Linked DNA regions of Homo sapiens: all the other regions are linked to region 3. A link is an interaction called in ENCODE POLR2A ChIA-PET data of the cell type or tissue named here. Cell type or tissue: B cell. All regions are shown on one strand.

Region 1 (4,000 bases), 67 kb before region 3:
TGCATCCCTCTTATAATTTCCCTTGTAATCACATCTGGTCCACCCATGTACTCCAAAATAATCTCCCCACTTTGAGATTCTTAATTACATTTGCAAAATCCCTTTTGCCATATAAAGGAACACTCATAGGTTCTGCAGATTAGGGCATAGATATTTTGGGAGGGCCATTATTCAGTATTCCATAATTGGTATTAATTTTTCTTTGACTATTTGGTAGAATTCACCAGTGAAGCTATCTAGGCCTGGATTTTTCTTTATGGAGAGTTTATTATTATTATTATTATTATTATTATTATTTTGAGACAAGCTCTGGCTGTATCTCCCAGGCTGGAGTAAGGTGGCACAATCCCAACTCACTACAACCTCTGCCTCCTGGACTCTCGCCGTCCTCCCACTTCAGCCTCCCAAGTAGCTGGGACTATAGGCGTGCACCACCATGTCCAGCTAAATTTTGTATTTTTTGTAGAAACGGGTTTCTGCCATGTTGCCCAGGCTGGTCTCAAACTCCTGAGCTCAAGCAATTCAACCACTTCAGCCTTCCAAAGTGCTGGGATTACAGGAATGAGCCACTGCACCCAACAAGTTTTTATTATTAATTTGATGTCTTTACTTGTTATAGGCCTACTCAGATTTTTGGTATCTTTTTGAATCAGTTCTGGTAACTTTTTTCCTAGAATTTGTCCATTTCATCTAAGTTACCTAATTTGTTGGACTACAGCTGTTCATAGTATTCCCTTGCAATCTTTTTTTTTTTTTTTTTTTTTGAAACAGAGTCTCGCTCTGTCGCCAGGCTGGTATGCAGAGGTGTGATCTTGGCTCACTGCAACCTCTGCCTCTTGTGTTCAAGCGATTCTCCTGCCTCAGCCTCCTGAGTAGCTGGGATTACAGGTGTGTGCCACCACACCTGGGTGATTTTTGTATTTTTAGTAGAGACCATGTTGGTCAGGCTGGTCTCGAACTCCTGACCTCGTGATCCACCCGCCTTGGCCTCCCAAAGTGCTGGGATTACAGGCGTTAGCGACTGCGCCCAGTATAATCTTTTTTTTTTTTTTTTTTTTTTTTGATACAGGGCCTTACTCTGTTGCCCAGGCTGGAGTGCAGTGGTGCCATCTCAGCTCACTGAAACCTCTGCCTCCCGGATGCAAGCAATTCTCCTGCCTCAGCGGGTGCCTGGGATTACAGGCGCCCACCACCACTCCCGGATAATTTTTTGTATTTTTAGTAGAGACGGGGTTTCACCACCAACGTGGATATGTTCTAAGAGGCCCAGTGGATGCCTGAATCCTCAGATAGTACTGAACCCTATATATACTATGTTTTTTCATATACATACATACCTATGATAAAGTTTAATTTATAAATGTATAAATTAGGCACAGTAAGAGATTAACAAAAATAACAATAAAATAGAACAATTATAACAATATACCACGCTCGTGCTTTGGGACCATTATTAAACCGAATAAGGATAACTTGGACACAGGCACTGCAATCCCAAGACAATCTGATAACTGAGAAAGCTACTAAGTTACGGCCAGTAGCATCTAGAGCCTGGACAAGCTGGACAAAGGGATCATTCTCATCCTGGGCAGGACGGAGTGAGATGGTGCGAGATTTCATCATATTACTCAGAACTGCTCGAAATTTAAAACATGAATTGCTTATTTCTGGAATTTTCCGTTTAATATTTTCAGAGGGCGTTAACGGCAGGTAACCACAGAAATCAAAATTGCTGATAAATGGGGGGGGATCTAGTGTAGTATAACACTCTGGCTGGGATTAATAGCAATTTAATTCCAATTAATAAACTACAACTTTACTTCTCTGTGGCTGTTTTCCACCTCCTTTGTGCTGTTATTGTCACAAATTACATTTTTTTCTTAGATAACATGTCCTTGAAACAAATTACATTTTTATACGCTGTGTGCTCATCAACAGATTTATAATTCTTGATTTATGCAGTTGTCTTTTAAATCACACAGGAGAAAAAAGATAAACAAAATGTATTTATACTTGTCTTTTGTATTTACCTATATAAAAGTATGTACTCTGCTGGTAATCCCCAATTACAATGGCCCAAGAGTTCTATAATGCAGAGATTTTCAGGGCTGAAAAAAAAAGCCATCTGCTTTGGTATTTCAGATCTAAGTACTTATAAGGAGTGGCTTGGGAGCAGTAGCCTTAGCAAGAGGTAAGACTTAACTTCCCCCAGGGGCTATGAGCTGAAAGGCAAAACTGGGAGTAAAGATGTTGGCTTCTCAACCCTGTTTCAGAAGGATTGAAGGTGGCTACCACCTTCAAGCTCAGCACAGGCTCATTTGTAGAAGACCAAAGAACAGTATTGAGGCTTAAAAGGTATGTCTAGGCCGAGCGTGGTGGCTCACGCATGTAATCCCAACACTTTCGGAGGCCAAGACAGGCAGATCACCTGAGGTCAGGAGTTTAAGACCAGCCTGGCCAACATGGTGAAACCCTGTCACTACTAAAAATACAAAAATTAGCCACTGTGGTGTCAGGTGCCTGTAATCCCAGCTACTCAGGAGGCTGAAGCATAAGAATTGCTTGAACCTGAGAGACAAAGGTTGCCGTGAGCCAAGATGGCGCCACTGCACTCCAGCCTGGGGGATAGAAGCGAGACTCTGTCTCCAGAAAAAAACCCAAAAAACAAAAAAGATGTGTTTAGATGAGATCTTTGGCTGTAGTCATTAGCACAATTAAGCCAACAGCCAGAAACCTGCTAAATGTTTGAAGGAATTATATTACCAAAGAAACCACTAGCTGGCTCACAAAAATTATAGCTACTCAACCCCTGAAGCCATTCCCAGGCTCCAAAACCTGCACTAGCAGGATGCAGGCTCTGAAAACTGGGCAGCTTACAACAGGCCAATCTCTCCAGGGCCCACCTCTCCCGTGTCCATGGGGGATAATGCCAAAGGAAGAACCTCCCAGAAGGCAGAGCTAGGGGCTATCAGACAGTTGTACCCAACAACTAATTCTACTGCCATACAAGAGAATCCTCCCTCTTCCTGCCCAGATACCTTTACCGACTGCAAGGGACAAGCATCTGCAGCGTGTTTCATATCCCCGCATTTTTGGAGTGCTTTTTTTTTTTTTTCTTTTGAGACAGGGTCTAGCTCTTGTTGCCTATGCAAGAGTGCAGTAGTACAGTCAGGGCTCACTGCAGCCTCAACCTCCTGAGCTCAGGGGATCCTCCCACCTCCACCTCCAAGGAGCTGGGATTACAGGTGTTCATGTGCCACCATGCCAGGCTAATTTTTTTATTTTAATTTTTTTTGTAGAGATGGGGTCTTTCTATGTTGCCCAGGCTGGTCTCAAACTCCTGGGCTCAAACGATTCTCCTGCCTCAGCCTCACAAAGTGCAGGGGTTACAGGAGCGAGCCACCACACCCAGCCCAGTGGTCATTTTTATTGTGATTATTTTTTTCCTATTCCACAACTGTATATTGAAAGATAGTTTGTCTTTCAGTTTATAGGTAGTACCTATATCCAGACCTAATGAATAGTTATGGACTGTGAGCTGAACACACTGGGAGTAAAGATGTTGCCTTTCCAACCCTGTTTTCTCTGCTGCGGAGCAAGTGAGTACTTTACGTGTGAAAAGATATATATTTTTCCACATATATATAAAAATATATATATACACCTCTATATATTGATATAGATGTATATATATATACTGACGATATAATTTATCATTCAGTCTATGACACTTTAAAACATCTCTATTGTTATTTTTATCTATTTATTTATTTCGAGACAGGGGCTGGCTCTGTCGCCCATGTTGAAGTGCAGTGGCAAGATCTAGGCTCACTGCAACCTCCACCTCCCCGGCTCAAGCGATCCTTCCACCTCAGCCTCCCCAGTAGCTGAGAACACAGGCATGCACCATCATGCCCAGCTAATTTTTGTGTGTGTGTGTGTGTGTGTGTGTGTTTGAGATGGAGTCTCGCTCTGTTGCCCAAGGTGGGGTGCACTGGCG
Region 2 (4,000 bases), 160 kb before region 3:
CATGGGGACAGAATACTCACAGTTCCCAGCATGACACAGGGATAAGAGATTCTAGAGTCAGACCACCATTCCCTGTCTTTGTGACTTACTTGCTAAGTGACGTTAGGCAAGGCATTTAACGTCTCCAATCCTGGGTTCCCTCATAAAATGGGGCTGATAGTGGACCACATAAAATTGTAATCCGGATTAGATGATTTATGTTAAAATGTGATTAAACAACTCCCGGCACATAGTAAGCACAAGTGCTTGTTAAAAAAAATCTAAATAGGCCGGACGCGGTGGCTCACGCCTGTAATCCCAGCACTCTGGGAGGCCGAGGCGGGTGCATCATGAGGTCAGCAGATGGAGACATCCTGGCTAACACAGTGAAACCCCGTCTCTACTAAAAATACAAAAAATTAGCCGGGTGTGGTGGCAGGCGCCTGTAGTCCCAGCTACTCGGGAGGCTGAGGCAGGAGAATGGCGTGAACCTGGGAGGTGGAGCTTGTAGTGAGCCGAGACCACACCACTGCACTCCAGCCTGGGTGACAAAGTGAGACTCTGTCTCAAAAAAAAAAAAATCTAAATAAATACAAATTTGAGGTAGAGGTGTTACTGTGTAGATGGTGTTCTCAGTAGTTTTTCCTGTTGGGTTGCAACTCTTTTTCCTACCTACACTGGTTTTTTGTTTTTTTTTTTGTTTTTTGTTTTTTGTTTTTTTTTTGAGACGGAGTCTCACTATGTGGCCCAGGCTGGAGCGCAGTGACGCAGTCCCGGCTTACTGCAACCTTTATCTCCTGGGTTCAAGTGATTGTCCTGCTTCAGCCTTCCGAGTAGCTGGGATTACAGGTGTGTACCACCACACCCAGCTAATTTTTGTATTTTTAGTAGAGATGGGGTTTCGCCATGTTGGCCAGGCTGGTCTTAAACTCCTGACCTTGGGGCGATCTGCCAGCCTCGGCCTCCCAAAGTGCTGGGATTACAGGCGTGAGCCACCGTGCCCAGCCCCTACCCGCACTTTCGGGTACACCTTCTTCCATCTTTGTTGGGACCCTTTGGCCAGGCTCACAATAGACCATGTTGGCCATGGGGGAGCTTTAATCGTTCATGGGGATAAAGGAAGTATATTGGGCTCTTTGCCCTTTCTGGCATACAGACATATACTAAGAACCATGTTCCTTTATGTGGAAAGAAAAGAGAGTGAACATCCCCTTAAATTTGGCTAAGGAGAGATTCTCTGAGAGAGCCTGCCGTAGAAGAGAGCCAGCATGGTGTGGCAGAAGGCTCTGGATTAGTCCTGGGTTCTAGTTCTGGGTCTTCTACAAACCAGCTCCATGAATTAGGCAAGTCACTTGTCTGGGTTTCAGTTTCCTGTCTGTAAAATGAAGATAAAAATATCTGTCATGCTTGCCTGCCAGGGTTGATGTGAGGCCTCAAATGAGGTAATACATGTCAACATCTTCTGTAAACTGTCAAGTACTATAAATTTATCTTCTGTAAATTGTACTTTGACCGCTAAATATATCCATTAATACATCTTAGTAAATGTTCAGGGGTGCTGTCACCTCCCTGACACCTCCTTTACAGCCCCCTTTTCCCCAGCGCGTGGTATGCTCTGACTTAGTTGGGCTCTACCAGGACACCGTACTGCTGCAAAGTGCTCAGTGGGTGAGGTGGGAGAGGGAGAAGCTGTCGAATACCCTTCGGTGAGCCCGACCCCAACACCTGATGGTTAAGAAAAATGTCTCTGCTTTCTGCCTTTTGGAAATTTTGCTCTTTCTCTTTTTCACAGTGAGTTATACAAGAGTCAGCTGAAAAGGGATCTTCCAAAAGGCTGTCACTCTAAGAGAATATTTGTCCTCTTGGGTATCCCTAGTGTACTAGCTGTGGATTCCACTCTTAGTTACTGAATTATATTTTTGTCTTTGTCAAAAAACATTTCACAAGATAATAATCCATATTATATAATCCCTTAAGTTCCATACATACTTTGGGAGACGTACCGACCAGATTTCAGTTGTTATTAAATGAAGCTTGTAAAGCTTTTGTTGTTTTGTTAGGGTGAGTAATTTCTGCCCGTGCCCCACCACAGTGCACCAATCACAGACGAAATGAAGGAAGCACTTGCTGCGTCTGTCCTAATACGCACATGAGCAGGGGGAGAAGTGCTCATTGCAGAAGCATTGTGATTAGCATCTGCATGTCATGAGCCCACGCCAAAAAACTGCATGCAGATTGTCCTTTTCCCAAATCTAAGCAGACTTCTAGCTCCCTGTCAGTTACCAGTGTTCTTGATACTCTTGTCTTTTTACTTCTTGTCTTGATTATGAAATAAGCCTTTTGATGCTCTTTAGGCTGCTTGTGTGCCGTTTGTCCCTCATAAGAATACTTCCTTTTACCCCAATTTTCTTTTATCTCATTCCCTAAGACAAAGTCCCTCACCCATTAAAGGCACGTGAAGTACTGAGCTCTTGTAATATCAATATGTCTGTGAATAAATCTAGAAATAAAGTTTCTTTGACCAGAGCTGAGCTGGGTGTGGGGAGGTTGGGGAAGTGCCCGTCTCAGTTCTGGGTGGGCGGCAGTGACCATGCACTTCTCTACCAAGGGCTGGGGAGAAGGCTCTGCTCCTACAGGTCGCATTCTCCAGGGGCAGGAGGGTGGGAGGGAAGCTAGAGACCCAGAATGGGGATATTTGAAATCTGCATTGATGAGGGGCCTCCTTTCCCAAAGAAAGTGGAAGTATCCCCTTACAGGCTGAATGGGACCAAGGAGCCACATTCCACGTTCTCTTAAATAGAAGAGAGCTCAGTGCTGGCACATACTCCTGTGCTTCCTGAATGATTTCCTTTAGTAGTAATGACATTTCTAACAAATGCTTTGTTGGAAATACCCTTGCATCTAACCAAGATATAATCAGTTGTTGAACTTTTGCCTCTCGTTGTCTTCTTTTCTTTTCTTGCCCACTATATGTCACCCATGCCACTACCCTGTGGGACCTGTTGTCGCTCGATGGCTGAGCCTGCATAGAGTTATTTTTAATAAAATATATGTTTTCTTTCAGCATGCTTTTCACTTCCACTGCATCTCTCGCTGGCTCAAAACACGACAGGTGTGTCCATTGGACAACAGAGAGTGGGAATTCCAAAAGTAGGTATCTTTGGTTGTTTTGACGGGGCTTTTTGACTTGCCTCAGGCTGAAAGGAGCGTGGTCTTGGGGGATGGAGACATGATACATGCCTTGTTTTTTTTAAAACTAGTTTTTGGTTACTTAAGCTAGGACTTATCTATATGGAAAATGCACAAAGGATTAGCCAACATTAGACATTTGCAGCCTAGGGTTTCCCAACCTTTTTTTTTTTTTTTTTTTTTTTGAGACGGAGTCTCGCTTTGTTGCCCAGGCTGGAGTGCAGTGGTGCTATCTTGGCTCACTGCAACGTCCACCTCCCAGATTCAAGCGATCCTCCCACCTCAGCCTAGCAAGTGGCTGGGATTACAAGTGTGTGCCACCATGCACAGCTAATTTTTGTATTTTTCGTAGAGATTGGGTTTCACCATGTTGGCCAGGCTGGTCTTGAACTCCTGATCTCAACTGATCTGCCTGCCTCGGTCTCCCAAAGTGCTGGGATTACAGGTGTGAGCCACCGTGCCCGGCAGGTTTCCCAACCTTCTACGGTCTGTGAAAGTAGAAAATGTGATAATCTATGAACTCTTAAATATTTCCAGAATTACATCCTAATGAGGCTCCATGGACTACCTAATGTCAGGTAGCTTTGGGCTAGACTTGTATCCACTTATCATATTTCACTGGTTTATTTCACAGTGATTAATTCTGATATAGCATTTATGGCTATCCTGATTAGATTTTATTGTTATATAAATAAAACATGACCTGGTAAACTTTTAAAAATTTAAATGGTTGAAAGGGTATACCACAGAATATGAATTTCCCACTGTAGGCCCCTGCTCCGGCTTGCTGGAGCTAGCCATCAGCAACAGGACAGCTTCTTAGGAGATTTTC
Region 3 (4,000 bases):
TACCTTAGTCTCTGAATTTCATCTGGAAAATGAAAATGTTCTTTAACTTTTTTTTTTCATTTTTTGGTAATAGTATAAAGAAGATTAATTTACATTTTTTTGTTTTTTTTAATAGAGGCAAACTGCTGAACCAAAAAAGATGTCATATTCATAGATTTGCAGAGTATAGATATTGCATATGATTTAAAGAACGAATTTTAGGCCAGGCATGGTGGGAGATGCCTGTAATCCCAGCACTTAGGCAGAAGGATTGCTTGAGGCTAGGAGTTCAGTCAACTCCTGGGCAACATCTCTACAAAAATAAAAACAAAAATTAGCTGGGCATGGTGGTGCAAGCTTGTAGTCCCATCTGCTTGGGAGGCTGAGATGGGAGAATTGCTTGAGCCCAGAGGTTGGGAATTATAATGAGCTATGATAATGCAACTGCACTCCAACCTAGGCAACAGAGTGAGACCCTGTCTTTTTATATAAAAAGTAAAAGAAAAATTTTATTAAGAGCTTTGTACCTGTCCAAAACAGATGCTTCACAGAGGTAGTAACATTTGAAATTACAAGGATGAGTAGAATCTGCAGGTGTTTCTTAGTTAGGTTGTACTATCTAAGGAACCAACAGAAAATGCCTCTCTGTGAACTTGGTGTTTATTTCCAGGTTGGCATTAAGGAGTCAAATAGGAAAGAAAATGTGCTACTGTTCAGTTGTAGGGAAAGGGAAAAGCTTGAGGCAAATGCTGGAGGCTCAAGGAGCGTGATACTTTCAGACTTTAAGAAATCAGTACAGGAAATATATAAGATACCATAGATAGGTAGTCAGACTTCATAAAGGCTTTGGTATACGTACTGTGGGGTTGATTTTTTTCTTTTATAGAGGCAGGTGAAAACAGAAGACAGGCAAACCTGTTGTCCACAGTCTGTACAAGCACTGTGATAGGTTTGAGTTAAGACAGTCACAGTAGGTAGGAATACATGGGAAGGGTTTTAGTGTCTATGTGTGCTTTTAGAGGTAGAATTGAAGGACCCTTTGATTGGTCTTAGCAGACAGAAATCTGGTATGAATCCTTTAATTGGGCAGTAGCTATAGTATCTTGAGTTATTCTGAGTGTTTGCTCAATGTTTCTAGTAGTGATGATGACTTGTAGTTGGGATCCTATGTGTAATTTGGCAGAAGAGGACGGTGGCTTCAAACTTTGTTTGGGATATAAAGTTGACCCCATTTTGAATTATTTTAAAATAATTTGAAAGATTAATGAAAATGCATTTTTATAACTTTCATTATTAGTAAAACGTTTGACTTTAGAATAATGCTGTTTTTCAATTAATTATTATTATAGTATAATGGCTCCAGGTGAACTTAACATAAATATAGAACATAAACTACTTTTTAAAGTACAGAGGGAGCCGGCACAGTGGCTAACGCCTGTAATCCCAGCACTTTGGGAGGCCGAGGTGGGCAGATCACTTGAGGTCAGGAGTTCAAGGCCAGCCTTGCCAACATGGCGAAACCCCGTCTCGACTGAAAGTAAAAAAATTAGCTGAGTATGGCGGCGCACGCCTGTAGTCCCAGCTACTCAGGCTGAGGCAGGATAACCGCTTGAACCCAGGAGGCAGAGGTTGCAGTGAGCCGAAATTGCACCACTGCGCCCCAGCCTGGGCGACAGAGCGAGACTTTGTCTCAAAAACAGAGAAGTACATAAGGGTTGCAAAGTCAAATGACTTGAAGGGCCAAGCAGGTGACTTAGCAGGTGACTTAATAGAGCAGCTAGGTTTAAAACAGCAAGGAATAGTGTGGAGTCTGGACTTCCGCATGCTCTATGTAAAGGAGTCAGAATCAGAAGTTTTAAAAAACACTGTCATCAGTGTCCCTACACAAAAAAGGACATATTCCCAAACCATCAGTTTTCTACTTTTTATACAAACAAAATACAGGAATAATTATTCAAATGAGGCCAAGCATGGTGGTTCACGCCTATAATCGCAGCACTTTGGGAAGCTGTGGTGGGAGGATTGCTAGAGCCCGGGAATTTGAGACCAGCCTGGGCAACATGGCAAGACCCTGTCTCTATTTTTTAATAGTCAAAAAAAAGAAGAAGAAGAAAACATTCAAATGCTTGAACATGACAAAGGGGTTAGATGGCTTATTAAGTTGAATTCGCCATGTAGCATCATGTGTGACGTAATGGAAATGAATGGCAAACCTTGTTTAACAGAATTAAATGAAGATGATTAAAAGTATTTCTAAAACATCTTTATTTCAAATATTTATGAAAATAACTCTGTACATTTACCATACCCAAGGCCCCTAAATCTTAATTTTGATCTTAATCTTGAAAATGTATTGTTGTTAGCATACTTTGTATAGTGGGTTTTTTTTGTTTGTTTGTTTTTGAGACAGGGTCTCACTCTGTTGCCGAGGCTGGAGTGCAGTGGCCTGATCATGGCTTACTTGCAGCCTCAACCTCCCAGGCTCAGGTGATCCTCCTACCTCAGCCTCCTGAGTAGCTGGGACCACAGGCACATGCCACCACATCCAGCTTTTCTTTCCTTTTTTTTTTTTTTTTTTTTTTTTGAGATGGAGTCTCACTCTGTCGCCCAGGCTGGAGTGCAGCGGCGTGATCTCGGCTCACTGCAAGCTCCGCCTCCCGGGTTCACTCCATTCTCCTGCCTCAGCCTCCCGACTAGCTGGGACTACAGGCGCCCGCCACCACACCCGGCTAATTTTTTGTATTTTTAGTAGAGACGGGGTTTCACCATGTTAGCCAGGATAGTCTCTATCTCCTGACCTCATGATCCTCCCGCTTCGGCCTCCCAAAGTGCTGAGATTACAGGTGTGAGCCACTGCGCCCGGCTGTTTTTTGGGGTTTTTTTTTTGTATTTTGGTACCGATGGGTTTTCACCATGTTCCCCAGGCTGTTGTCAAACTCCTGACCTCAAGAAACCCTCCTGCCTTGGCCTCGCAAAGTGGTGGGATTACAGGTATGAGTCGCCAGGCCCGGCCACTTGGTTTTTTGCCATCATGGCTCCCTACAACCTCTACCTCCCAGGCTTCACTGATAATCCCACTTTAGCCTTCCAATTAGCTGGGACTATAGGCTTGCGCCACCATGTCCAGATTTTTGTATTTTTTAGTAGAGATGGGGTTTTGTCACGTTGCCCAAGCTGTAGTGTCTTTTCTAATAGAAGCTGAGAATTTCCTTTGAAACTGTCTTTGTGAACTTGGAAGTGAAATCAGAAAAGGAATAATAATGTCTTAAATTTTATTGCTTATTTTGTTTTCTTTTGTTTCTTACTCTTAGATGGGAATGATGAACAACCCCAATCCTTATGGTTCACCATATACTCAGAATCCTGGACAGCAGATTGGAGCCAGTGGCCTTGGTCTCCAGATTCAGACAAAAACTGTACTATCAAATAACTTATCTCCATTTGCTATGGACAAAAAGGCAGTTCCTGGTGGAGGAATGCCCAACATGGTGAGTACTAATCCATTACAGACTTGTTTTCAAACTGGCATTTTGACAAAAGAATTGTGTTAAACTTTCACCCTTCTGTTATATATGCTGGGATTTGTACCCACTAGGAGCCTAAATTGATATGTACTTGATGATCCCTGTGAGGAGGCTTGTGCTTCCTTTCCATTTCTCTGTTTTTTTTGTTCCATGTGGTTATTGATCAGTGAGCATGTTGATCCAAACAGGAGTAAGTGAACTGCTACAATGAAGTTTTAGGGGCCTGCCATTCAGCAACTTGGTCTTGTGAGCGTTTCCATACGATACGAAAGCGGAACCTTTCACTTTTGGGGGAAGGAATCTCTGGCAAAGGATCCGAACTCTCAGTGACCATATTTACCAATATTATTTGATTCTACTACACCCAAGTAAATTCCCTCTCAAAAGTAATGTATTGTTTTAAACAGCAATTTTTGTTAAATAAAATTTTCAGGAACTTCTAGTGTTATTTTTGTACAGTCAAACTACTAGTAGTAAATGTGTCTGCATTCAACTTT

Evidence for each region. ChIA-PET counts read pairs that join two places held together with the same protein. Peaks named below come from ENCODE experiments on the same cell type or tissue, not always from the same donor. Only the 100,000 strongest peaks of a DNase experiment are listed, where the experiment ranks them.
Region 1: POLR2A ChIA-PET joins it to region 3 with 5 read pairs; 7 of 35 experiments call an interaction of 5 or more read pairs at or near these places.
Region 2: POLR2A ChIA-PET joins it to region 3 with 6 read pairs; 11 of 35 experiments call an interaction of 5 or more read pairs at or near these places.

Annotation. Positions count from the first base shown.
Region 1 is chr22:41,055,113-41,059,112 of GRCh38, forward strand. No RefSeq gene overlaps it. Among named protein-coding and RNA genes, the nearest start is that of SNORD140, 17 kb to the right of the region's middle. In B cell, no CTCF peak of the experiment used is centred here; no DNase peak of the experiment used is centred here.
Region 2 is chr22:40,964,756-40,968,755 of GRCh38, forward strand. RBX1 (ring-box 1) reads left to right here. Exons shown (of 5, transcript NM_014248.4): 4 at 3,044-3,129. Among named protein-coding and RNA genes, the nearest start is that of RBX1, 15 kb to the left of the region's middle. In B cell, no CTCF peak of the experiment used is centred here; no DNase peak of the experiment used is centred here; H3K27ac peaks cover 774 bases.
Region 3 is chr22:41,122,574-41,126,573 of GRCh38, forward strand. EP300 (EP300 lysine acetyltransferase) reads left to right here. Exons shown (of 31, transcript NM_001429.4): 3 at 3,291-3,467. Among named protein-coding and RNA genes, the nearest start is that of EP300, 32 kb to the left of the region's middle. In B cell, no CTCF peak of the experiment used is centred here; a DNase peak (open chromatin) is centred at 1,710; H3K27ac peaks cover 1,179 bases.